3 separate regions of the Homo sapiens genome follow, and all the other regions are linked to region 3. A link is a loop called in an ENCODE intact Hi-C map of the cell type or tissue named here. Cell type or tissue: heart left ventricle. All regions are shown on one strand. Region 1 overlaps VWA8 (von Willebrand factor A domain containing 8). Region 2 overlaps VWA8 (von Willebrand factor A domain containing 8). Region 3 has its middle 6.2 kb from the start of DGKH.

The links. Hi-C counts contacts between places; a loop is a spot of excess contacts. Peaks named below come from ENCODE experiments on the same cell type or tissue, not always from the same donor. Only the 100,000 strongest peaks of a DNase experiment are listed, where the experiment ranks them.
Region 1: a loop joins it to region 3, with 1.9 times the contacts of the local background. A loop is called at or near these places in 2 of 110 quality-filtered maps.
Region 2: it touches region 3 in a loop (2.7-fold over the local background); 42 of 110 quality-filtered maps call a loop at or near these places.

The regions. Positions count from the first base shown.
Region 1 is chr13:41,844,105-41,852,104 of GRCh38, forward strand. The region is part of intron 12 of VWA8 (von Willebrand factor A domain containing 8); the gene reads right to left. Among named protein-coding and RNA genes, the nearest start is that of VWA8, 110 kb to the right of the region's middle. In heart left ventricle, a CTCF peak has its summit at 4,504 (motif pointing left); no DNase peak of the experiment used is centred here; H3K27ac peaks cover 762 bases.
Region 2 is chr13:41,670,138-41,678,137 of GRCh38, forward strand. VWA8 (von Willebrand factor A domain containing 8) reads right to left here. Exons shown (of 45, transcript NM_015058.2): 36 at 5,078-5,159; 37 at 809-1,010. Among named protein-coding and RNA genes, the nearest start is that of MIR5006, 110 kb to the left of the region's middle. In heart left ventricle, no CTCF peak of the experiment used is centred here; no DNase peak of the experiment used is centred here.
Region 3 is chr13:42,038,479-42,046,478 of GRCh38, forward strand. It overlaps a transcript of DGKH not described here. Among named protein-coding and RNA genes, the nearest start is that of DGKH, 6.2 kb to the right of the region's middle. RefSeq lists an enhancer at 1,327-1,496 and silencers at 1,647-2,206, 2,227-2,316, 2,507-2,616. In heart left ventricle, a CTCF peak has its summit at 3,456; DNase peaks (open chromatin) are centred at 2,083, 2,573 and 3,443; H3K4me3 peaks cover 3,265 bases; H3K27ac peaks cover 2,623 bases.

The sequences.
Region 1 (8,000 bases), 190 kb before region 3:
ACATATCCAGTAGCAAATAAAAGTTAATTCACCATGGTCAGGCAGGCTTTATTCCTGGGACACAGAGTTGATTCAACATATGCAAATCAATAAATATGATCACCACATAAACAGAATTAAAAGCAAAAGCCATTTTGATCATCTCAGTAGACACAGAAAAAGCTTCCGATAAAATCCAACATCCATTTAAGATAAAAACCCTCAACAACCTAGGCACTGAAGGAACATACATCAAAATAATATAATAAGAGCCAGCTATGACAAACCCACAGGCAACATCACACTGAATGGGCAAAAGCTGGAAGCATTCCCCTTAACAACTGAACAAGACAAGGATGCCCACTCTCATAACTCCTATGCAACATAGTACTAGAAGTCCTAGCCAGAGCAATCAGGCAAGACAAAGAAATAAAAGGCATCCAAATAGGAAGATAGGAAATCAAACTATTTCTCTTCCCACATGATATGATTCTATACCTAGAAAACCCCACAGACTCCCTCAAAATGCTGCTAGAACAGATGTCAGTAAAATTTCAGTATACAAAACCAATGAACAAAAATCAGTAGCATTCCTACATACCAGTAACATTCAACATTGAATGGATACACCGATAACATTCAACATCTAATGTATACACCAATACATTCAAGCTGAATGTGTCAGGAACACATTCCTATTTACAATAGCTGCCAAAAAAAAAAAGTTAAATAAAATACCTAGGAATACATGTAAAAAAGGAGGTGAAAGATCTCTACAAGGAGAACTATAAAACACTGCTGAAAAAAATCACGGATGACAAAAACTAACGGAAAAACATTGCATGCTCATGGATTAGAAGAATAAATATTGTTAAAATGACCATACTGCCCAAAGCAATTTACAGATTCAATGCTATTCCTATCAAACTCTCAATGTCATTTGCCACACAAATAGAAAAAATTATTTTAAAATTCATATGGAACCAAAAAAGGCCCAAATAGCCACAGCAATCCTAAGCAAAAAGAACAAAGCCAGAGGCATCACATTACATGACTTCATGAAAAGATACTTCTCAGAAGACATACAAGTGGCCAAAAAACATACGAAAAAATGCTCAACATCACTAATCATTAGAGAAATGCCAATCAAAACAATGAGATACCCTCTCACATCAGTTAGAATGCCTATTACCTCTCACATCAGTTAGAATGGCTATTATGAAAAAGTCAAAAAATAACAAATGCTGGCGAGATTGTGGAAAAAAGGGAACACTTACACACTGTTTGTGGGAATGTTAGTTCAGCCACTGTGGAAAGCAGTTTGAAGATTTCTCAAAGAACTTAGAACTATCTTCATTCGACCCAGCAATCCTATTACTGGGTATATGCCCAAAGGAAAATAAATAGTTCCACCAAAAAGACACATGCACATGTATGTTTACTGCAGTACTATTCACAACAGCAAAGACATGGAAGCAAACTAGATGCACATCAATGGTGAATTGGATAAAGAAAATGTAATACATATACACCATTAAATAATATGCAGCCATAAAATAGAATGAAATCACATCCTCTGCAGCAACATGGATGGAGCTGGAAGACATTATAAGCAAACTAACGTAGAAACAGAAAACCAGATACCACTTGTTCTCACTCACTCATGTTCTCACCCACTCAAGTGGGATCTAAACATTGAGTACACACTGACATAGAGATGGGAACAATAGACAATGGGGACTACTGAGTGGGAGGGAAGAAGTGAAGGGTGAGGGCTGAAAAATAACTGTTGGGTACTATGCTACCTGGGTGATACGACCATTCATACCCCAAACCAACAGCATAACACAATATACTCATGTAACAAACCTGCACACGTACTTCCTGAATCTAAAATAAAAGTTGGAATTAAAAATAAATTAAATATCTGCAATAATATTTGCCTCATAATAAGCTTTTTAGTTCTTTTTTTTTTTTTTAAGAGACAGGTCTCCCTACATTGTCCTGGCTAACTATTCATAAGCACTAATAGTGTACCACAGTGTTGAATTCCTGAGCTCTAGTGATCCATCCGCCCAAGTAGGTGGGAATACAGGTGTGTGCCACTGTGCTCAGCTTATAATAAATTAGTTTCTAAAAGCAAGTAACAAAATATGAAATCAAGATTGGTGTAATTATGAATTACCCGTTTGGTATTCAATAAAGACACCTGGAGCAGATACTGCATTTGACCACCCTCAACACCACTCAAATCCCTGTTAGTCAGCCACATGAGGGGTAACACATGTGAAAGGATGGCTACAAAGTGAGGAAGGCTGGGATTCAATTCCACTTCTGCAACTTCCTTATTATGTGATAAATGAGTGAAATGAGTAAAATATCTTTAGAATTAAATGAGATAATGCCTGGCACCTAATGGTTATTTAATAAATGACAGCTGAATCTGAATCAAGTGAAGAAACAAACTATAAATATGTTCAAATTTTAATATAACAATAAGTCTCAGTTCACAATTCAGGACAGTAATAGAAGTGATATGACAATGCTGCACACAATTAAATGACAGAAAATTCCTATCTTAGAATTTAAAATAAAGTTAATATTAAAGCAGGTAAAAATAGTAAAGAAAAGCTGACAACAGAGGTCATTTAAAAATAATCTAAAATTTTCAGGCTAGGCACGGTGGCTCACGCCTGTAATCCCAGCACTTTGGGAGGCCAAGGTAGGCGGATCACCTGAGGCCAGGAGTTCAAGACCAGCCCGGCCAACATGGTGAAACCCCATCTCTACTAAAAATTAGCCAGGTGTGGTGGTGCACACCTGTAATCCCAGCTACTCGGGAGGCTGAAGCAGAATTGCTTGAACTCTGCAGGCAGAGGTTGCAGTGAGCCGAGATCATGCCACTGCACTCCAGCCTGGATGACACAGCAAGATTATGTCTCAAAAAATTAATTAAATAATCTAAAATTTCCACAATTTATTCATTCAAATATATATTGAATATATATATGAAGAGAGAAAGAGAGAGAACCAGCCTACTGCTTGCAAATCACTGTTTCAGGTGCTGAGAATTCAGTAGTGAAAAAAATAAACATGGATCTTACACTCCAGTGGGAATGAACAAAAATAGATAAAGGAAAGGAGACAGGAGGAGAAGAAAGGAATAGAAGGACACAAATAAGAAAATACCACATAGTAGTTGGTACTACACAGAAAATATCAGATAGTATGATGGCAAATGACTCAGTGCATCAAAAACGCTTTCTCTACAGATATTTAAGTTGAGATTTCAAAGTCAAGAGGCCACGTGAAGATCAGGCAAGAATATTCCAGTCTGATGACACAGCCTGTGAAAATGCCCCATAGCAGAAAGAAGCCAGACAGATTTAAGGGATTAAAAGTACCCAGTGAGACTGAAACATATCAGTAGAGGGTCCAGCAGGAAGGGAGAAGGCTGAAGAGGTAGGCATGGATTGGGTCACATAGCGCAGTGGTTCTCAACCCTGGCTGCTGGTTATAATTGAAAAATACTGGTCCCACCTCCCACCAATTACTTTAGACTCTCTGGTGGTAGAGCCTGGACACTGGAAGTTTTTCAAAGATCCTTGAGTGGTTCTAATGGGTAACCTCGTTAATGGAAGACTCATATGCCAGGGTAAAGTGTCTTTATTTTATTCTAAGTATGATGGGAGGCCATTGACAGATTCTAATCAGGGAAATGAAAAGATCTGATTTACATTCTTAAGAGATCACTCTACAACTTTAGTGAATAGAATATGGAATGCAACATACTCTAACTACATATCTACAAATGTTCAAATGACAAAACTGATGAGTTCTTAAAAACTCTATAAAGTAAAACTCCATATGCCAAATGCATTTTCCACCAAAGGCTCAATAATGGGCCCAAGGATAGTGGGTTAGAATTTTTGGAAATGTTCATGGTTACAGTAGATCCTGCAAAAAACAAATGATGGAATATTGACAACTGGCTATGAGGGGTGAGGGTGATGGGGAGAAGGCTAAGAAATGTGCCATGTTCCAGTACTTGACAACTCTTTTGATTGACAATGCATCCCTTTTGGCACCTTCCTCACAAAACTAAAGCTGCCTTTTCTGAATTGCTACTCCATGGAAGACACTGTGCAGCAGGAAGCCAAACATTTGTTCACTAGCTGGGAAACAGAAAAGAATCCAATGGATTCAGGGAGAGTTACTAAAAACAAATGAGGAGCCTCTCACTTGAAGCAACATAGAAAAAGGCTTGCTAAGATTAAAGAAATGTGCTGGTTGAACTCTCAGGGTAATATGGCTTGGCTGTGTCCCCACCCAAATCTCACCTCGAATTATAATCCCCATAATCCCCATGTGTCATGGGCGGAACCAGGTGGAGATGACTGGATCATGGGGGTGGTTTCCCCTATGCTGTTCTTGTGATAGTGAGTGAGTTCTCATGAGATATGATGGTTTTATAAGCATCTGGCATTTCCCCTGCTTGCACTCAACTCCCTCCTGCCACCTAGTGAAGGTGCCTGCTTCTCCTTTGCCTTCTGCCATGATTGTAAGTTTTCTGAGGCTTCCCCAGCAATGTAGATCTGTGAGTCAATTAAACCTCTTTCCTTTAAAATTAACTAGTCTTGGGTATTTCTTCATAGCACTGACAGAACAGACTAATACACAGGGCAGCCTTCCCACCTATGTGATAGCATAGTGACTATCATTCCTCTCCTGCAGGGGCTCCCTGTCTGCAGCTACCTAAATCTGGGAGAGCTTAAGGGAGCTACTAGAAATAAACATGAAGCATCAGAGGTGCTAGGCTGGCTAAGGCTCCTCTTTAAATTGTTAACCTTTTAACAGCAGTCAATAGAGTGTAAAATCAGGATTTTAGCAGCTTCTACCAACTCAAATCCCAAGATACTTCAACTCCACATTCCTGGAGGCATGAGTTGAGCTCTGTAAAAGATTGCCTTTTCCTTCTCTGTTATTTTTGGCTCTATCTCTATGGTTCTGCCAAATGGCTTCCACTTCAAACAGCCTTGTTTCTAACTATGAGACTGGCTTTAAAATCAGCAATAAAGTTCTACGTATTCAGAAAGTGATGTGGATCCTGAAAAACTGGGGTTTTCTTTAATAGGGGAAGAATACAAAACTAAGCATTTAGGAATCATAAAAGGCATCTAGGTCATAAAACTGAAAAGCATATATTTACTTTTCATTTCCAGGGGAAAAAATATGTTCACAAAATATATTCTACTTGCAAATATTTGTAAATTTTAAAATCAAATCAAAGTTATACCCTTCATTATTTTCTTTTTCAATATATTTCCCACAAGGATGGATCATAAGGATATATAGATATATCTATAAGATATGTAACTTCATCACTAACGTCACTAACCTCTGGCAAACTCCTCACATTTGCAGTGGTCTTCAATGACTATAAAATCCTGAGGACTCTCAAAAGATTTCCCTAAGACTCCTAATCAAAATTACTGTAAAGTACATTGAAAACAGAAGTGCATAGGTCAGGCACGGTGGCTCGTGCCTGTAATCCCAGCACTTTGGGAGGCCGAGGCCGGTGGATCATGAGGTCAGGAGTTCAAGACCAGCCTGACCGATATGGTGAAACCCTGTCTCTACTAAAAATACAAAAAGTGGCCGGGCACGATGGCAGGTGCCTGTAATCCCAGCTACTTGGGAGGCTGAGGCAGGAGAATCACTTGAACCTGGGTGGCAGAGGTTGCAGTGAGCCAAGATCGCGCCACTGTACTACAGCCTGGGTGACAGAGTGAGACTCTGTCTCAAAAAAAAAAAAGAAAAGAAAAAGAAAACAGAAGTGCTGCCTAATGGAGATGATCAAACACAGCAATGTGTTGCTACCAGCAGGACTATGACTTCATTACATAATGTCCTTATGTCTGGAGTTACTCCATGCAGAGTTCCCAAATTTGAAGTTTCTTCCCTCTTCAACTTCACCGATCATCAAGAATAGTAAAAGAAATACCTTTCAGACAGGAGTTCCTTATTTGGTGGGATTCCTTGGTCATTTTACCTTTGTTTTCTTTCTTGGACTAATGGATTTGGCTTTACTGTAATGTTTATTTTTATACACATGCCCAAAGGCCTCCTAGTGTGTCTTTATAAATCTAATAAATACCTCATGATAATTAAGTTTATTAACACAAAAGATGTTATCCATTACTAAAAAAGTACACTTTAATTAAATAAGGAGCCAAGTACATACTATAATGTAGTTCCCTGTGGACCCAGTCACCAGGCCCAGCCCAGCAGGCCCTGGTATCAGGCAGCCCCCTAGACTCAGGGACCAGGACCCAGCTCATACCCATGTACCCTGGTTCCAGGACCACCATAGTGCCACACTGGACTCTGAAGACTCAGCCTCAAGGTCTGCCATAGCACTATGTTAGGTCCCATCAACCCAAGTTCAGGCTGTTCTCCATGAACTCAGGCTTCAGAGCCACCCTCAGAGACTTAGTTGATAGGCCCACTCACCTGCAGAGTCAGGCACCAGGCCAGTCCACCTAAGGACTCCATTAGCAAGCCAAATGAAAGACCCCACCAGATGGTCTGCCCAGAATGTCTGGCTGGGTTGGCTGGTAAAAAGCTTTCCCTATCAAGGCCAGTCTATAAAGACTGGATGTCCACTTCTTCAAATGCACAGACACCAATGCAAGCCCATGAGGATCACTAACAATCAGGGAACCAAAACCACCAGAAGAACAAAATAAAGCACCAGGAACTGACACTAAATAAATGGAGACCTACGAACTACCTGACAAAGTATTCAAAATGATGGTCTTAAAGGAACAGTGAGCTAAAGAGAACACAGGCTACTAAATGATATCAGGAAAACAATATACAAACAAAGTGAAAAGCTCAACAAAGAGATAGAAACCATAGTTACATATTTTTTGTGGTAAGAACATTTCAGGTCTACTGTCTTCGCAATTTTTAAGTATACAATATGGTATTATCACCTATAATCATTATAATGTACATTAGATCTTGAGAACTTATTCATTCTGCTTAACTGAAACTTTGTACCCTTTGACTAACACTTTCCCCTTTTTCCCATTCCCCAGTTCCTGACAACCAGCACCCTATTCTCTGCAGAGTCAGGCACCAGGCCAGTCCACCTAAGGACTCCAGCAGCAAGCCAAATGAAAGACCCCACCAGATTCTATGAGTTTGATTTTTTAGATTTCACATTTAAGTGAGATAATGTAGTATTTGCTTTTCAGTGGCTGGCTTATTTCACTTAGCATAATGTCCTCCAGGTTTATTTACATTATTGCAAATGACAGTGATATGGTTTGGCTATGTGCCCTTCAAATCTCAACTTGAATTGTATCTCCCAGAATTCCCACATGTAGTGGGAGGGACCCAGGGGGAAGTAATTGAATCATGGAGCCTGGTCTTTCTCGTGCTGTTCTCGTGGTAGTGAATAAGTCTCATAAGATCTGATGGATTTATCAGGGGTTTCCACTTTCACTTCTTCCTCATTTTCTCTTGCTCCAGTGATGTAAGAAGTGACTTTTGCCTCCCACCATGATTCTGAGACCTCCCTAGTCATGTGGAACTATAAGTTCAATTAAACCTTTTTCTTCCCAGTCTCGGGTGTGTCTTTATCAGCAGTGTGAAAATGGATTAATACAGACGGGATTTTCTGCTTTTTAAAGGCTGAATAATAATTCATTCTGTATATACTGCATATTTTCTTTATTCATTTGTCAATGAAAACATGTTAATTACCTATCTTGGCTATTATGAATATGCCACAATAAACATGGGAGCACAGATATTCCTTCAAGATACTGACTTTATTTCCTTTGTATATACACCCAGAAGTGGGATTGCTGGATCATGTGGTAGTTCTGTTTTTAATTTTTGAGGACCCTCCATACTATTTTCTATAATGTATGTACTAATTTACCTTTCTACCAACAACGTACAAGCATTTCTTCTCCACATGCTTACCAACATTTGTTACCTTTTATCTT
Region 2 (8,000 bases), 370 kb before region 3:
TCTTTGCAGAACAACCTGGCTGGGAGGAACCTACTTTTCTTTTTGTTGGATAAGAAAGTAACGTGAACAGGAGAAGTTTTGTTCCAAAGATTAAAATAAATGAATAGCAAATAAATCCCTTTATTATATGCTTTAGTATATATGGGCATATAGCCTTCCTCATTCTTCAAATTAGTTCCAGACAGCAACTAGATTGATTAGATGATGACTGAGTCATTTCTGGAGTTATCAGGTTTCTTTTCACTTTGGTGGCCTGTTCCCATATTTTTCTCCAGTGCAGGGTTGGGTCTACTTATTGTTGACTACTAAATTTGCATTACTTGGAAATAAGGAAGTTGATAAAAAACGTTCTATTGGATGCATATTTTTGCTCACCTTCTCTAGTTTAGAGGTCCTGGCCTTGTAATAATCTGCTGTATTCTAGTTCCTAAATGTTTCTGTTTCCTAGGTAGCATGTAGAGATGCTGACACTGAAGATGGTAAAAGTGAGAACAGATGCAAAGGTGCTACTGGAAACTGGTTAGAGCTTAAGGTTAAAAAACTAAAAGCTGCTGATTGTATTCATATGGTGTGATGTCAGTAACCTGCACATTTAAGCACTGACAGAAAAAAAGGCACATTTTTACTTTTTCATCATTTAGATGGAGAATTTGTTTTTGTCTTTTTATTTTGTATCTAAAAATTCTTTTAGTTCTTTAAGCAACTATTTTTGAGTCACTGGCCCAGAAATTTTCATGACTGTGGCATCTGGAACTAAATTTATACTTGAATGTGCACCTCTAAGAGATAAGGTGAATTCAAATGGTACCTGCATATTTCTGTCATCTTGTCCAATCATGTTTCTCCATTCCATGAGTGATCGCTGCAGACGTTCAAGTCCAGTTTCCCAAAGCCTGATGTGACCTCCCATATCAACAGTAACAACACCGCTTTTGTCCCACTCAGCCAGCAGTGCATCTGTGTCTGAAATGGTCGACAGCCATGTGGTATACGGCGAGAGAGATTCTGATCTGGAAAAAGGAATCCAAGTGAAGCTAAGAGACCACAAAAATAAAGCAGGAGGGATGACACTGCACATTGTAATGTTCTTTACTGTTGAAAAAGTATGCTCACACTACTCATTATTTTATACCTGCTCTTACCTCTGTCACCACATAGGCAGGTTATGAGGATACGCTATGAGCAAAAGTTCTTAAACAAACATGCCCAGGGTTCGTAAGCAAACATGAGGCAGGACAATCATGAATATAAAAAAAAACCAGAAAGACTATTTTAAGAAAGATGTTTTTATAAGTGATCACAGTATATAACTAATTGGTAGGCCAGGAAACAAAGCTGGTTTAAACTGATTAGGTTCTCTAAACTTGCTATAAAGAATTTGCTATGGACTAAATGCTTGTATCCGCATCCCCCCGCCCGCCAAATTCATATGTTGAAGCCCTAACCCCCAATATGATAGTATTAGGAGGTGGGTACTTTTGGAGGTAGTTAGGCTTAGATGAAGTTGTGAGGGTAGAGCCTCTTTTATAGAATGGGATTAGGGCCCTTATGAGAAGAGACCAGAAAGCTTGCACTTGCATGTGGTCTCTGCCTGTTTCCCTTCCCCCCCATTCATGTTAGGATACAGCAAGAAGTTAGCCCTCTGTAAGACAGCCTTCACTAGGAACTGAATTGGCTGGCCCCTTTATTTTGGCTTTCCCAGCCTCCAGACTGAAAATAAATATTTGTCACTTAAGCTACCCACTCTATAGTATTCTGCTGTAACAGCCTGATCTAAGACAGAACTCTAATAATGAGCACATTAAAAGACAAGATATCAACAGAACCATCTGTAAGAAGCAAAAATACACTGTAATTTACTGGTTCTCTGCATTTTCCTGTATTTCCTGACAGTGGACGACACTAGCTTCCACTGTCAGGAAGAAAGGAACCCTATACCAGTTCATACCTCACACGCTAATGAGTGAGTACTGGACTCACTCCTTAGAGGCCTAATGTCAGTGCTGAAACCAATTTCTTGTTTATGCATTTCGACTGCATTTGTATGTGATATTTTGCCTTTTCTGACTTAGAAAGTTACGTGACTCTATAACAAGGAATGTATAGATTTCTTACATATTTCACACATATTTCATTATATATTTCTGACATCTGTATATGTGTGTATATATATATGTATGTATAGTAATTTCTAGGAAAGCAAATTTGTCTGTAAGAGTCAACTGCATATCTCCTTTATCTGAGTATAGCTCTTATTATACAAAAGTGATACAGATTATAAATTCCTATTGTCAGTGTTGGCTTGCAAAATGCATCTGATATTTTCTATATGAAATAAATAGTCTAAAGAGATGGTCTGATAAGAAAAACATAACAAGCTATCATTGTAGATTTTGGAAAAACACAAAACCATTATATATTAGGTAAATTCTTATAATATTCTAAAAGATAAATCAAGACTAATTTGACCTTTTTTCAGTCTGCCTTAGTTGATACTAAACACAGAGTGACAAGGGCGGCCACTCTTGGACACAGAAGACTTAGAAAATGTTCATATGAGAACAACAGTGGGATGGGACCATATGTTCTGAGCTACTTTACAGGACTCCCAGAAGGGCTCAAAGAAGGTAACATTTGATACAATACATGGTACTCTATCAATAAATATTTGCTGCAGGAAAAAACTTAGTAGTTACAGATGATGGAGTAAGGGGCTATTCAAGAATAATGAAATTTATCCATTTGTAACTATGTTGTTTGAAATTCTGCCAAGAACACCCAAGCTGTATGATTCTATTGACCACTGTACCTACTAATTGTCACTACTTAACTCTTCATAGCAAAACTTTACATTTACAGGCAATTTCTTTAATTTATTTAAAAAAAATTACTGAAGAAATTACATATTTACTACAATTTGCACACTAGGTCTAAAATCTTTTCTTCACTTAAAGAATGTTTTCCTTATAAATAATAACAAAGTTTTAAATGAACACATAGAATTATAGTAGAGTGAAGCCTAAATTTATACACAGCCACATATGAAAGCTTGGCAGTACTACTTTACAAATGCAGATAATATAAAACTTTGAAGAAAATTATGTGAGAGCAAAAGTGATGTATTCATTTTGGCCCTGAAGCTACATACAGTTTTATTGTATTTTCTATTATTTGAAATTAGCTATCAAATGGAAAATTCCTGATATCTAGCAGAATGCTAAATCTAAGCTACTAGCAAAAAACTGAAGTCCAGATGGGTTGTTCCCTTGGATTTTATACATATGTCAAAAAAAGCAGTAGTTAAGAGAAACTCAGGACATACTGACAATGAAACAGACTCTAAATTCATACTGACAATGAAACAGACTCTTGACACTTGAAATGTGGCAAGTCCAAATGGAGATGTGCTTTAAGTGTAAAATACATACTGAATTTCAGAGACTTAGGGAAAAAAAGGAATGTAAAATATTTCATTAAAAATTTCATATTGACTACATGTCAAAATAATAATATTTTTGATACATTGGGTTAAATAAAATATATTAAAATTAATTTCACCTTAAAACAATATTTTAGTGTGTCTACCAAGAAATATATAATTACATATATGGCTTTCATTATATTTCCATTGGACAGTGCAGCCCTAACTGAATGAATTATGGTGGCCAGCTGGCTCTGGGCTGTGCACACAGCTGCTCTTCCAGATGTTCTTTCCATGGCAGGTATAACATGTGATTCATACGGAAAGTTAAAAGAGAAAAACGCTGAAATAAAAAACTAGTGAGAGAAATGACTATAAATACTGGAAAAAATTATCAATGTTTTAGATATGTTAAAAAAGATGTTATTTGCTTTTGTTACTTGAATTAGTATATTTTAATGAGCATATAATTAAGATGGAATATGCAATTTCCTCAAATGATTAAAAGCCATTTTCCATTAAACCAACACATTAGGATGTTCCAAGAAGTCATACTTATATATGTTGGAAGAAGTATATTTATTTCTTTGAATGATTTTGTTTTCATATTTTTTTAATCTGATTAAAGGGTCCTAAGAAATGAAGCTGTGTTTCTGAGTTATTTGTGCTATCATGCCGAGCTATCTTCTTCTAGGGGTTGGAGAAGGGGGAAGAAAGGAAGCCTGGTGACATTTTGGGTGACTGACAGATTCTGTTGTCCCTGGTCTTCCTCTGCAGGCCCTCCAGGCTACTCTGCTAGAGCTTCTAGCCAAGACTTCAACCGCTGTGTTGTGAGGGCTCAGTGGCAATGTGAGGGAGTACATGAGAGGAGCAGATGTGATTGCAATATAGGTCAAAATAGAGTAGAAAGATTAGAGGAAGAAGGCTTTGGCATGGAGGGCAAAGAAAGGGAAAAAGAGGAACCTAGGATAAGTAGGCCAAAGCAGGTGCAAGCTTAGGTTGGAAGAGGGAAATAAGGCATGGATGCACCCAGAAAGGGACGGGCTCCAGGTGATGATGCCTGTGTTCTTCAAGGGACAGATCAAGCTTTATTGTTTCTGTTTTTAAATCCTCAGTTTACCTAGTTTAAATGCTTTGCTTCCATAGTGGGACAATAATGAAGGAGGTGAACAGTAATAAGTCCTATTCTAAAGCTTTGGGATCCTTTGGCTATTGTACAACCTCCCTGACTGCAGATGCATAATAACATATATCAAAACAATATTAAAGAAATCTATTTAAATTGTTTTGATATTTTGAACACATTTACTTCAGAAAATACATACACAAAGTTAATAAGTATTATAATTTTTGTAATACTAAAAATGCTATTCAGATACAGAAAAACTTATTAGAACAGATCAAACAAAAGAGAACAAAGACTTGCAGGCTGTTTGACTTATACCTATGTAACACTGGAATATTTTTACAAAATGAAAATAAAAATGCCAGGAAAACATTCAGAAGAACAGCAAGATAGAAACCAACTGTAACTGGAAAAAAAAAGAGCTTGCTATTTAAAGAAGCAAAAAAGTACTCATTTATTCAGAGTACTTAGCAAGAATTTACTCATTTTTTATGACATACTAAGCTAAGAACAAAGGTGAAATGGATTACCTGGGAATAGGGATATATCGGAGTTTCTTTGATTGAAGATCAGTGACTTCTATATAACCAGATGTTTGTGGAGGAGTAACATCTACAAACAAGTCATGACATGAGCCAAGTATTAAATTACTGCAAGATACCAAAATGGTGCTAAAAGTGGAATCAAGTTATCTGTAGCCTAGGGTAGAACGCTGGGATCTACTTGACAAGGTACTGGGTCAACCCTCATGGCTAGACTCTGAGAAATATGCTTCCCTCAGGGAAGCATATTGGGCTGTGATTCTTTACTGTCAGAAAACAACCTAAGTTATTTTCATTGTCTTTGATAGCTTCCCAAGATGAGTCAATGTTTTTGCATTTACAGTTTTTTTAAAAAATATTTCATCATCTGAACTGTTTTTCCTTCTTAGGAAGCAACAACAATGCAGTAAAATGTGGTGGAATCGGCACACTCTCTAATTAGACTGACCTGGTAGGAAGTCCTGCTCCTGTCCGAGCTGTGTTAGGTTGGTCAAGTTATTGACCTCTCTGAGGCCTGCTTTCTTCATTTGTAAAATGGGGATAACAACCCCACTGTAAAATGGGGATAACAACCTCAGATGACCACAGCATCTGAGCATCATAAGCATTATCCTGAGGATTAGATGAAATTAGTAAATGCAAAGCACCGACAGGGGTTGCTCATCACACAGTATCTGTCATTATTAGGGCCCTGCAAGACAGGGGAAGGTGAGGTGAGGATGGGGCAGTGGGGTGAGGACTCTGGAGTTTGGATCATAATCCCAAAAGACAATCCTGAATGCCATTATTCTGATTGTTGAAATCCCAAAAGATAGATAAAAGTCCCTAAAGTTTAAAATCCTGAAAATCACAATCACAGTATAATTGCATCATGTTATACGGAGCTATTACTTTGTTACTGTCTTTGTTTGGAAATTTAAGTATGGTTTAAGGAGATGCATATAGGTGCCAAGCTGACAAAGGGTGTATTTGTGGACTTAATTTTAGGTGTCAGTTGGACCGATTATGGAATACCTAGAAACCTGGTAAAGCATTATTTTGGTTGTATCTGTAATCTGGAAAAGAGATTAGTATGTGAGTCTGAGGGAACCAGGTGGTGAAGACCTGCCCTCAATATTGGTGGACATCATCCCACCAGCCAAGAGCCTAGAGGGGACAAATACAGAAGGTGAATTGGTCTCTGAGAGCTGGAACAGTCTTTTCTTCAACCGCCAAACATACTGATATGCATGTATGACATTTCCCTTTTGACCAATTGCTTTATGAATATGGCTCATGTGTTCATAACTGTTATACTCATGTGATGTCATTAGTGTACCTGAGTGTTTATGCTTGCAAAAAGTGTATGTTATTATTGCCTATTTTATTGTGCAAGGTGGTTTGTGAAGTGTTCTGCTGTTTTTGTTTGTTTGTTTGTTTTTTGGAGACAGAGTCTCACTCTTGTTGCCCAGGCTGGAGTGCAGTGGTGCGATCTTGGCTCACTGCAACCTCCGCCTCCTCTGTTCAAGTGGTTCTCGTGCCTCAGCCTCCCAAGTAGCTGGGATTATAGGCACCCGCCACCAAACCCAGCTAATTTTTGTATTTTTAGTAGAGACGGGGTTTCACCATGTTGGCCAGGCTGGTCTTGAACTCCTGACCCCAAGTGATCTGCCTGCCTCGGTCTCCCAAAGTGCAGGGATTACAGGTGTGAGCCACCACCCCCAGCCTGTTCTGCTGTTTTTATGTTTCTCAAAAAAAAATCTTCTTTCAAAAATGTACATAAATATCTTTTAAATAATTTTAAAATTATTTTTTCCAGAATTATATTTTCAAGATTTTCATCTTTTGGGATTGTGCCAGAATTTTAGACTTTAGGAATATTTATCTTTCTTTTGGGATTTCAACATTTGGGGTTATGGCATGGGGATTGTGTTTTTTGGGATTATGATCAGCTCTCAGGATCCTGGATAGTAAAGAATATGAAAAGTTGGGGGAAGATAAAGAGATAAGGGGTCCAGAGCCCTCAACTAATTCTATAATTGTTATACTCATGTGATGTCATTAGTATACCTCAGTGTTGGTTTTCCAGCAAATTCCTGTGCTACACTGATTTCTATTCCACAGCCCTGAGTAACCATCATCCTCAAAATCATTAGCTGCCACCATGGTGTGTCAGAAACACTGCTTAGTCTTCACAGAGAGTGCTTCTGATACTGACAACAACAAAGACTAATAATTCTTGTCTGAGAGATGAAGAAACTGAGGCTTATAGAGGTAATGTAACAATATGACTTATTTGGGGTGATACAGCTGGAGAGTGATGGAGATGGCTTCAAACCCAGGCCTCTTTAGCACTAAAATCTATGCTCTGGCCACCACTCCACACAACTTCTATGTGAGTTGGCCCTAGTGAAATAGCTATTTGTAAAATATCCCATTTTATAAAATCTTGGCCACCAAGTTCTCTTAAAAAAAACTCCCCAACACAAAACCCAAGCTTTTTAAGATTTTTGTCTGTTTCTCTATCTAATCTTTGATGACAATTTCTGATTAGAATTATATATTTATCTATTCATCCATCCATCCATCCATCCATCCATCCATCTTTTATTACAATTTCTGGTTGGAATGAAGTATCCAGGATGTCCTGGATAAATTCAAATTTGAATTTATCAAATGTAGTTTACAAAAAACAAGAAACTTGACATTTTTATTTCATGCATGTAGTTGAAGGTTTTTAAATAGGCCAGCTGAAAAACTCGACATATCTCCTATTTATTTAACAAATGTGTTTGAGCATATTTTGCGCCAGACATCATATGAAACAGCGAGGATACAGAAAAGAGATGTGGTCTCTGACTTTGAGGCATTCACAGTAAAATGAGGAAAGTTCCTTTTTATTAAACCATTGTGGGCCTCTGGGGACTTGGAA
Region 3 (8,000 bases):
TCGGGACTTTACCCTGCAGGCTATGGGGAGCCATTGGCAGGGCTGATGTGGGGAATGACTTGGTCAAAAATTTGTATTTTAGAAGGCTTACTTCGGTCACAACGTGAGATGGCAAGGGTGGAGGTGCAACAAACTTAGAGGCAGTGAGACTAATAAGGAGAGTAATATAGTGTTTCAGGGTCTTGAAACAAGAGACCTGAAACTAGGCAAAAAGCAGTGGAATGGAGGGAAGGTGATAGACAGAAATGATAGGTGCATGGATGGGCAGACAGCAGATGAGAGAAGGAAAAGCCTGGGATAATTTCCAGATTTCTCCTTTGGGTGACTAAGTGGATTGTGGTGACATTTACTGAGAATGAGACTAGAGAGAAAAGCCAGCTGGCAGGAAAGTTGAGTTCTGTTTTAGTCAAGTTGAGTTTAAGGCCGATGGGACATCTGGGTAGAGATTTCTGGTAAAAAGTTCGTTTTATAGAACTGGAGATGTGGGACAGAAATGGAAATTTATGAGTTATCAGCACATGGTTGGTAATTGAAGCCATGTGCCTAGGCAGCATTAGAGACAGACTAAGGGCAAGACCATTTAGATGCTCCAACATGCAAGAGGTGGCTGAGCAAGAAAAGGTTAGGAAACACGGAGACCGAGGTGTCACAGAGCCAATGGAAGGGATGGTTTCAAGAATAAAAATCGGGGCCAGGCGCATTGGCTCACTCCTGTAATCCCAGCGTTTTGGGAGGCCCAGACCAAAGGATCGCTTGAGGCCAGCTTGGGTAACGTAGTGAGTCCCCCCTCGTCTCTACTAACAATAAAACAATTAGTTGAGCTTTGTGGCGCCCGCCTGTAGTCCCAGTGCTGGAGAGGCTGAGGCGAGAGGATCGCTTTAGCCCAGGAGGTCGAGGATACAGGGAGCCATGATCGCGCCACTGCACTCCAGCTTGGGCGACAGAGCGAGATCCTGTCTGAAAATAAATAAATATCTGATCAACAGTGCAAACGCTGCAAATAGGTCAAGTAAGACGGGCATTGGAAAATATACAATGGTTTAGGGGATTTTCAAAACCACGAAGTGACTTTCGTCAGTGCAGTCCCCGTGGAACAGCCGGCACAGAAGTCGGTTTGCAGGATCCTGAAGAATTAGAGGGCTGGGGACGGGCTAGATCAATTATGTGTTTTTGACTTGACGATTTGTTTTTAAAATTTGTGAATGCATTTGACATGATGGCATGATTGAGGGCCCTGAAAAGATGCTGAAAGAACGAACCTGAAAGTCCAGGAGGGGGAGTAACCTGTGTAAAGCCAGTCACACTTGGACTGGAACTAGATGAAAATCGCTTACAATGCCAAGATGATCCGAAACGCTTTTTCAAAGGGCAGGAGGAGACTTGCTGTTTACTGAGTGCTCACTGAGAGCCAGCCCATGTCCTAATTTGAGTCTAGGGATAAAACTGGAAGACAGATCGACTCCTTAGCCGGTTCTTTCCATGAAAACGTTGATAATGAATTTAAAAAGCACGCCCTCAAGTTTAACCTCTCCTGTAGTTGGTAACCCATCTGCATTCTTTTGAACGTCACAAGGAAGAAACGGTGCCCGGCGCAGCTTGCCCTGGAGCGTAGCTGGAGTGCGGCTGAGTTTTCGCTCCGCTGAAGCCGGTTACTGTCCAGTGGGATTTCGCTCAAGCCTCAGCACCCCCAGGAGGGGAGGCGCCTGCAGCGCGGGCCGCCAGCGTTTGGAGGGAGGCGGGTGCGGGCTGCACCGGGAGACGGCGAGAGCGAGAGACAGGGGCGCTGGGAGGCGTCTCCCGGGACCCGCGTCTGCTCCCGTCGCCAGCGCGGTGGCCAGCCTAGCCCAGCCCAGCCCGGGCTTTCCTCGCCGCTCTCCGCGCGCCCGGCCCCGGGGGAGGCCGCTCCTTTCCGCGCGGCCGCCCGGTGCCCGTGACCACCCGGCGGCCGCTTTCGGTTCCGCGCCTTATAAGGCCTGACAGGGGGGTCACGTGTGTCCCGGGCCACCCGCCGGGAGGAGGGGCGGCGGGGGGGAGGGGCGGGTAGCGGGGAGGAAAAGGGGAGGGCGCCGGGGGCGGAGGAAGGAGCGAGGGGCGGATTCTGCGCCCGTGGGAGGCTGCGGCGGTGGCGGGGAGCGGACCGCTCGGAGCCGCGCAGGGGAGCGGGACCGTGGAGAAGGAGGAGGCGGCGGAGGAGGAAGGGACCGGCGCGGGGGCGGGAGAGCGCGGCGGAAGCCGGAGACGGCGGGTGGGCCGGTGGCTGGCCCCGGGCGGGGAGCCGGGGCGGCGGCGGCGGCGGCCGAGAGGGACCGCGGCGAGGGAAGCGCATCCAGGAGCCCCGGCGCAGCGGCGGCGGCGGGGACCCGGGTCTGCGCGCCCGGGCGGCCGGCGGGCGCGGGCTGGCGCGATGGAGCCTCAGCACGTGCGCCCCGCGCCCGGCGCCCGCAGCCCAGCGTGGGAGGAACCGGTGGGTACCGCGCCCGCGCCCACCCCCTCCCGCTTCTCCTTTGCTCCCCCCGCCCGGGCCGGGTTCCGTTCAGGAAATGGCCCGGGATGAGGTCCCCAGCTGCTTCCCAGCCGGGTTAGCGCTTCCTCCGCCGCCCGGGCTCCTCCTCGCGCGCCGCCTGGAGCGCCTTTGTCCGGCTGATCGAGGCTCTCCCCGAGGAACCGCTGGCAAACCGCTGGCGACGGCCCTGCGAGGACCGTTTCCCGGCTTCACCGACTCCTCAACTTTTCACTTGCTTTGAGACCGTGGAATGTAGGCGGGGGAGAGGAGAAGCCAGGCTGCGCGGTCAGCGTGGGGAGTCTGAGGAGCCCGGTTTTCCCTGTCGAGACCGCGCCCTGGTCGTCACCTGGGCGCGCAGGTTCCCGGGGACACGCGCCTGGAGAGGCTGAGCGCGGCGCGGAGCCCAGAACCACGCCTCCGACTCCTGCCAGCCGCTAAAGCTTGGGCGTCTGGAGGGTGCAACGGGTTTTGCCGGGGACGAAGCAGAAAGCTGACTTCGCTTTCGCCTGGGATTTCGCTGCACACGCAACGCGGAGGTTGAGTAATTTTAGGAACCAAGAGTAGTGTGTGTGCGTGTCTTAAGTGTGCGAGGATAAGGAGGAAGAGACCAGGGGGCTTTGGATTTGTTCCCTCAAACTCCCTCAACTTCCTTCTCTCTTCCGATTCAAACAGAACCGTCTCACATCCCTCCAGGGATTCCACCCCGGAATCCCCCTCTCACTCAGAGCTCTGGAAGCCTGTGTGGGCTGCCTTTTCCCTGGCGTCGAATTTTGACTCTCCACGCCCTGCCTCGATATTTGCTACTCCTTCTTGGTTGACATTGTGAGCCAGTCTGAAAAGCCCCGTCCGAAATTTCTGGCCTCACCCATGTTCCGGTCAACGTGTTCGGATGCTGTTTTCCCAGGGACTCTCCGAGTCTGCTCAGGCCGGCCCTCTGCCTGTTGAGAGCCGCTAGGTCAGGTGCCAGGGTTGGCTGTCCTTTTTCTTTTCTAGTATATACGCTCTCAGCTCCTTTGCCCAGAGTACCTCCTTTGCCCAGAGTACGTTTCTCGGCCTGATTCCTGACCTTTCAGAAGCGTCCTTCGACTCTGATCCCTCTGCATCTGCAGCTGTCTTTGCTTTCGTGAATTTGAACATGTCGTCAGGTTGCCCATCTGCTCTTGTTTCTTCCATTGTGGTTATCACAGGGGCTTAAGCTAGTCTCCAAATTAAAAATACAATCCAGTTTTGAAGTTTAAATCAAAGATCATTGAGAACTAAATTCAGTGACTTTACTTTTAAACTTTCCTGTAGGAACCTGCATACTTTAAGCCAACACCAATCACAATGGAAATATCCGGGTGTATGTGTTTTGCTTTAGGCTGCTGATGTCGGAACTACTTAACATTTAGAAAATTAGATAATTTTTTTTTCTTCTCAAAAGTGACAAGTAAAATGCTCATTTATTTTCCACAGAAAATATTCAGTTTCCAGTCTTAGCACTGGAGCCTCTAAAACTAGAGCCCTAACATAAATGTGTGAATGGACTACAATACTTTATTCAGACTGCAGAGCCATCTTTTAAAAATTAGGTTTATTTTCTTTAAACACTGAAGGCCTTTTCATTTGCTCTGCACCTATTTTCATTCCGCACCTATTATGTTCCGGGACTGTTGGATAGCAGTTACCAACAACAGAGAAACAGATCCTTGACCTCAGAAAGCTAACGTTCTTAACTAAACAGAATGTCTTGTTTCGTATATGTTAATGGTTTACAATCAGAAAGTCACAAAAAATACATTCAGAGATCATGGCTATGTGGCATAAAATAATACTTTTTACAAGCGACTTTATTCTAAACCCTGTGGTCGTACAGATATCACCAAGTCCATCGAAGAACTAATGAAGGGAATTTTCATTTAACTTCTTAAAAAAGACAATTTATCCAAATTACTAAAAAGTGGCATATAAAGATAAATGTGGGATACATTAGGGAAAAAAGTAGTGTTTAAATGTTAAACCTTTCAGGCATTTGGAGCAAGGGGAAAAGGGGGTGGAGAGACAGATTAAATATGTTTTGAAGGGACACAAAATCCATCAAAATTGGGGATTTGTGACCTTTTTTGGGGTCAGCAATCCCTTTAAGAATCTGATCAAAGCTATGGACCCTTTTTCCCTCAAACATGCACTTATGTGACATATATGTTACATACATATGCTTTATATATGTATTGATGTGTGTGTGTATATATATATGTAAAACATTTTAATACAATTTCAAGAGTACCACAGATTTCTTTAAGACCAATCTGTGGATCCTCAAAGACCTCAGGTTAGGAATACCTGCTTTGACTTGGACTCCATTTCAAAGTTTTTTTTTAATTTAAAAACTTTTTTGTTTTGTTTTTTTTGAGACAGGGGCTTGCTGTGTTGCCCAGGCTGGAGTGCAGTGGTATGATCGTAGCTCACTGCAGCCAGGAGGGATCCTCCCGTCTCAGCCTCCTGAGTAGCTAGGACTACAGGCACATGCCACCATGCTGGGCTCATTTTGGATTTTTTTTGTAGAGGTGGGATCTGCCCAGGCTGGTCTCAAACTTGTGGCCTTAAGAGATCCTCCTGACATGGCATCCCAAAGAGCTAGGATTACAGGTCAGAGTTATGTAAAATTTGCTTTTTAAATTCAAATATAGGCAACTTAATGCTTTACCATAAAAGTATGCTCATTTACATTTATGAAAAGGAATGTTCAATACTGAACAATATTGAATACGCTTAATATTCATTCTGTTCAATAATGAACAGATCCTGTTGCATTATCCCTTATGGGATAACATAAGGGCATGTACATATAACAATAGCATGCATGTAACCATTTACTCTCCTCATTGTTTGAGGCAGTGTCTCACTGTGTCACCCAGGCTGGAGTGCAGGGGCCTGATTCTCAGCTCACTGCAACCTTTGCCTCCTGGGCTCAAGCAATTCTCCTACCTCAGCCTCCCGAGTAGCTGGGACCTATAGGTGCTTGCCCCCATGCCGGGCTAATTTTGGCATTTTCTTGTATAGATGGGCGTGGTGGTGCGCACCTATAGTTCTAGATATGTTGCCCAGACTGGCCTTGAACTCCTGGGCTCAAGCGATCTGCCCACCTCAGCCTCCTAACGTGCTGGGATTACTGGCATGAGCCACTGCACCTGGCCTCTCCTCATTCATTTTTGATGGAACCTAAAACATGATGGTGTGATTCTGCGTGGAACTATTCAGGCAGAAGAGTAAACACAGTATCAGGAATTGATGCTGACAAACAGTAAAGAGAACAGCACTTCTTTCTTTTTTTTCTTTTTCTTCTTCTTTTTTTTTTGAGACAGACTCACTCTGTTGCCCAGGCTGGAGTGCAGTGGCGCCATCTTGGCTCACTGCAACCTCCGCCTCCTGGATTCTCCTGCCTCAGCCTCCCAAGTAGCTGGGATTACAGGCGCGTGCCACCATGCCTGGCTAATTCTTTGTATTTTTAGTAGACACGGGGTTTCACCTTGTTAGCCAGGATGGTCTCGATCTCCTGACCTCGTGATCCGTTCGCCTTGGCCTCCCAAAGTTTTGGGATTACAGGAGTGAGCCACTGCGCCCGCCCCAGCACTTCTTTCTTAAAACGCAGCCATGTTGAGCTGTTGCTGAACTTTACGACACGATTGGGAGATGAACTGAAGTTAGTTAAGCGAACCATTTAAATAAACGATCAGCCTTAGCATTCTGGGGAAGTCATTGGGCCTAAAGAAGATAAATTTTAGCATTCTAAGTTTCTGTGTATTTTCTTTAATGCTAGCTTTGAAATGCAATCAAATTTCAGTGGAAATAGAGGCATAAACTAAATTTCTAATCAATTAAAAAATACTTTAGTGGTGGGCATGGATGGGTAGAAAGATATTTAGCCAAACAAGCCTTACTGGGGGGAAAATAGGTAGTTAGAATTCTAGCCAACACTTCAAAAATGTGGAAGTATTTACAAAGTAGTCCTTAGTTGGGGGATGCTAGAGTACACTTATTAAAATTTGCTTTTGGTGCTGTGGCTCATGCCTGTAATCCCAACACTTTGGGAGGCCGAAGTGGGAGGATCTCTTGAGGCCAGGAGTTTGAGACCATCCTGGGGAAGATGACCAGGGGGAGATGATGTCTAAATAACAACAACCACAACAAAACTAGCTAGGACTGGTGATGCATGTCTGTAGTCCCAGGTATCCTGTGACTACCCTGGGAGGCTGATGCCAGAGGAGCCTTTGAGCCCAGAGTTTAAGGACGCAGTGAGCTGTGATTGGCCATTGCACTCCAGCCTGGGCAAAAGAGCAAGACTTTGTCTCTAAAAAAAGAAAAAAAATTTGCTTTATTTTGAAATGGTTTTATACTAGTTAGCGCTGATAAAACTATCCAGGTCGAAAGGAAAATTAGGAAGGAAAGAGTTTCAAAGGATAGGGCCAAAATGTAAATGAGAGGTTATAAACATCTTTGCATTAGGTCTAGATGATGAAAGGTTTTTGCCTCAGATACGAGGATGACCATATGTATATGCAGTTAATATCACAGTTAATCCCCAAATCTTTTTCATTCAGGTAACAACTAAGGAAATGGTAATAGGTTAAAAGTTTCGAATGTTAAATTCTTAATATGTAGCAAATAGCGTGTTCTTAAGTTTTAATTAAGGCAGCTTCTCAATGCCTGTACTTGGTCAACCTGCAGTATTCTTTGCATGGTTCCTTATTGATTAGGAACACAAGTCCTAGAACACTTTGAACTCTTCAGGATATAAAATGTAACATTCTGCGTATTTATGGCGTAATATTTAAGATAAAGCCATAGAATATGTGAGATTTGAAAGTTGCCAATGGGTATAAAACCCCTTTTGTTATGAGTAGTGATCAGTAAAAATACAATTCAAAATACCTCTGTAGAAAATAATACACGAATATTCATAAAGTTGACATGAAATTTGGCTGTGACTTACACATCTTCAGTCTAATAGGTGTTCTTTGTTTTAATGGGCCAGGATCTCTATTAAGTAAAAACCTAATTTAGGGGTAGCTACCACCTATTTCCATTTCACCCTAAATGCAGTGTCTACACAGCTTATGTTGAAGTCTTTAATAGTGTGTTTGTCACATGTTCTGAACAGAGATTTCAAAGTAACAATAAAAATGTAAGATGCATCTAAGCAATTACTGAAAAATCTGAAATCACTAAGTAAGGAAAAGATCAAGGAATTCTTATAAATCAAATAAATAATGTAAGATACCACATATTTGAAATTGTTTCAGTTGCTATTTTGAGCTACATGGTTGAAATGGTTGGAAAGATTGAGACCTTGACCTTGTAATACTCTTGAGGAAGGTGAAGTACATTGCAGGTACACAGTGCACAAATTAGATATTCATTCTAAAAACTTCTAATTTACAGATAAGACCGAGAAGAGGCTAGTAAGTCAGGTATCTTAAATAATGGATTCGTTGAAACTGGCTCTTCAGAAGAGGTG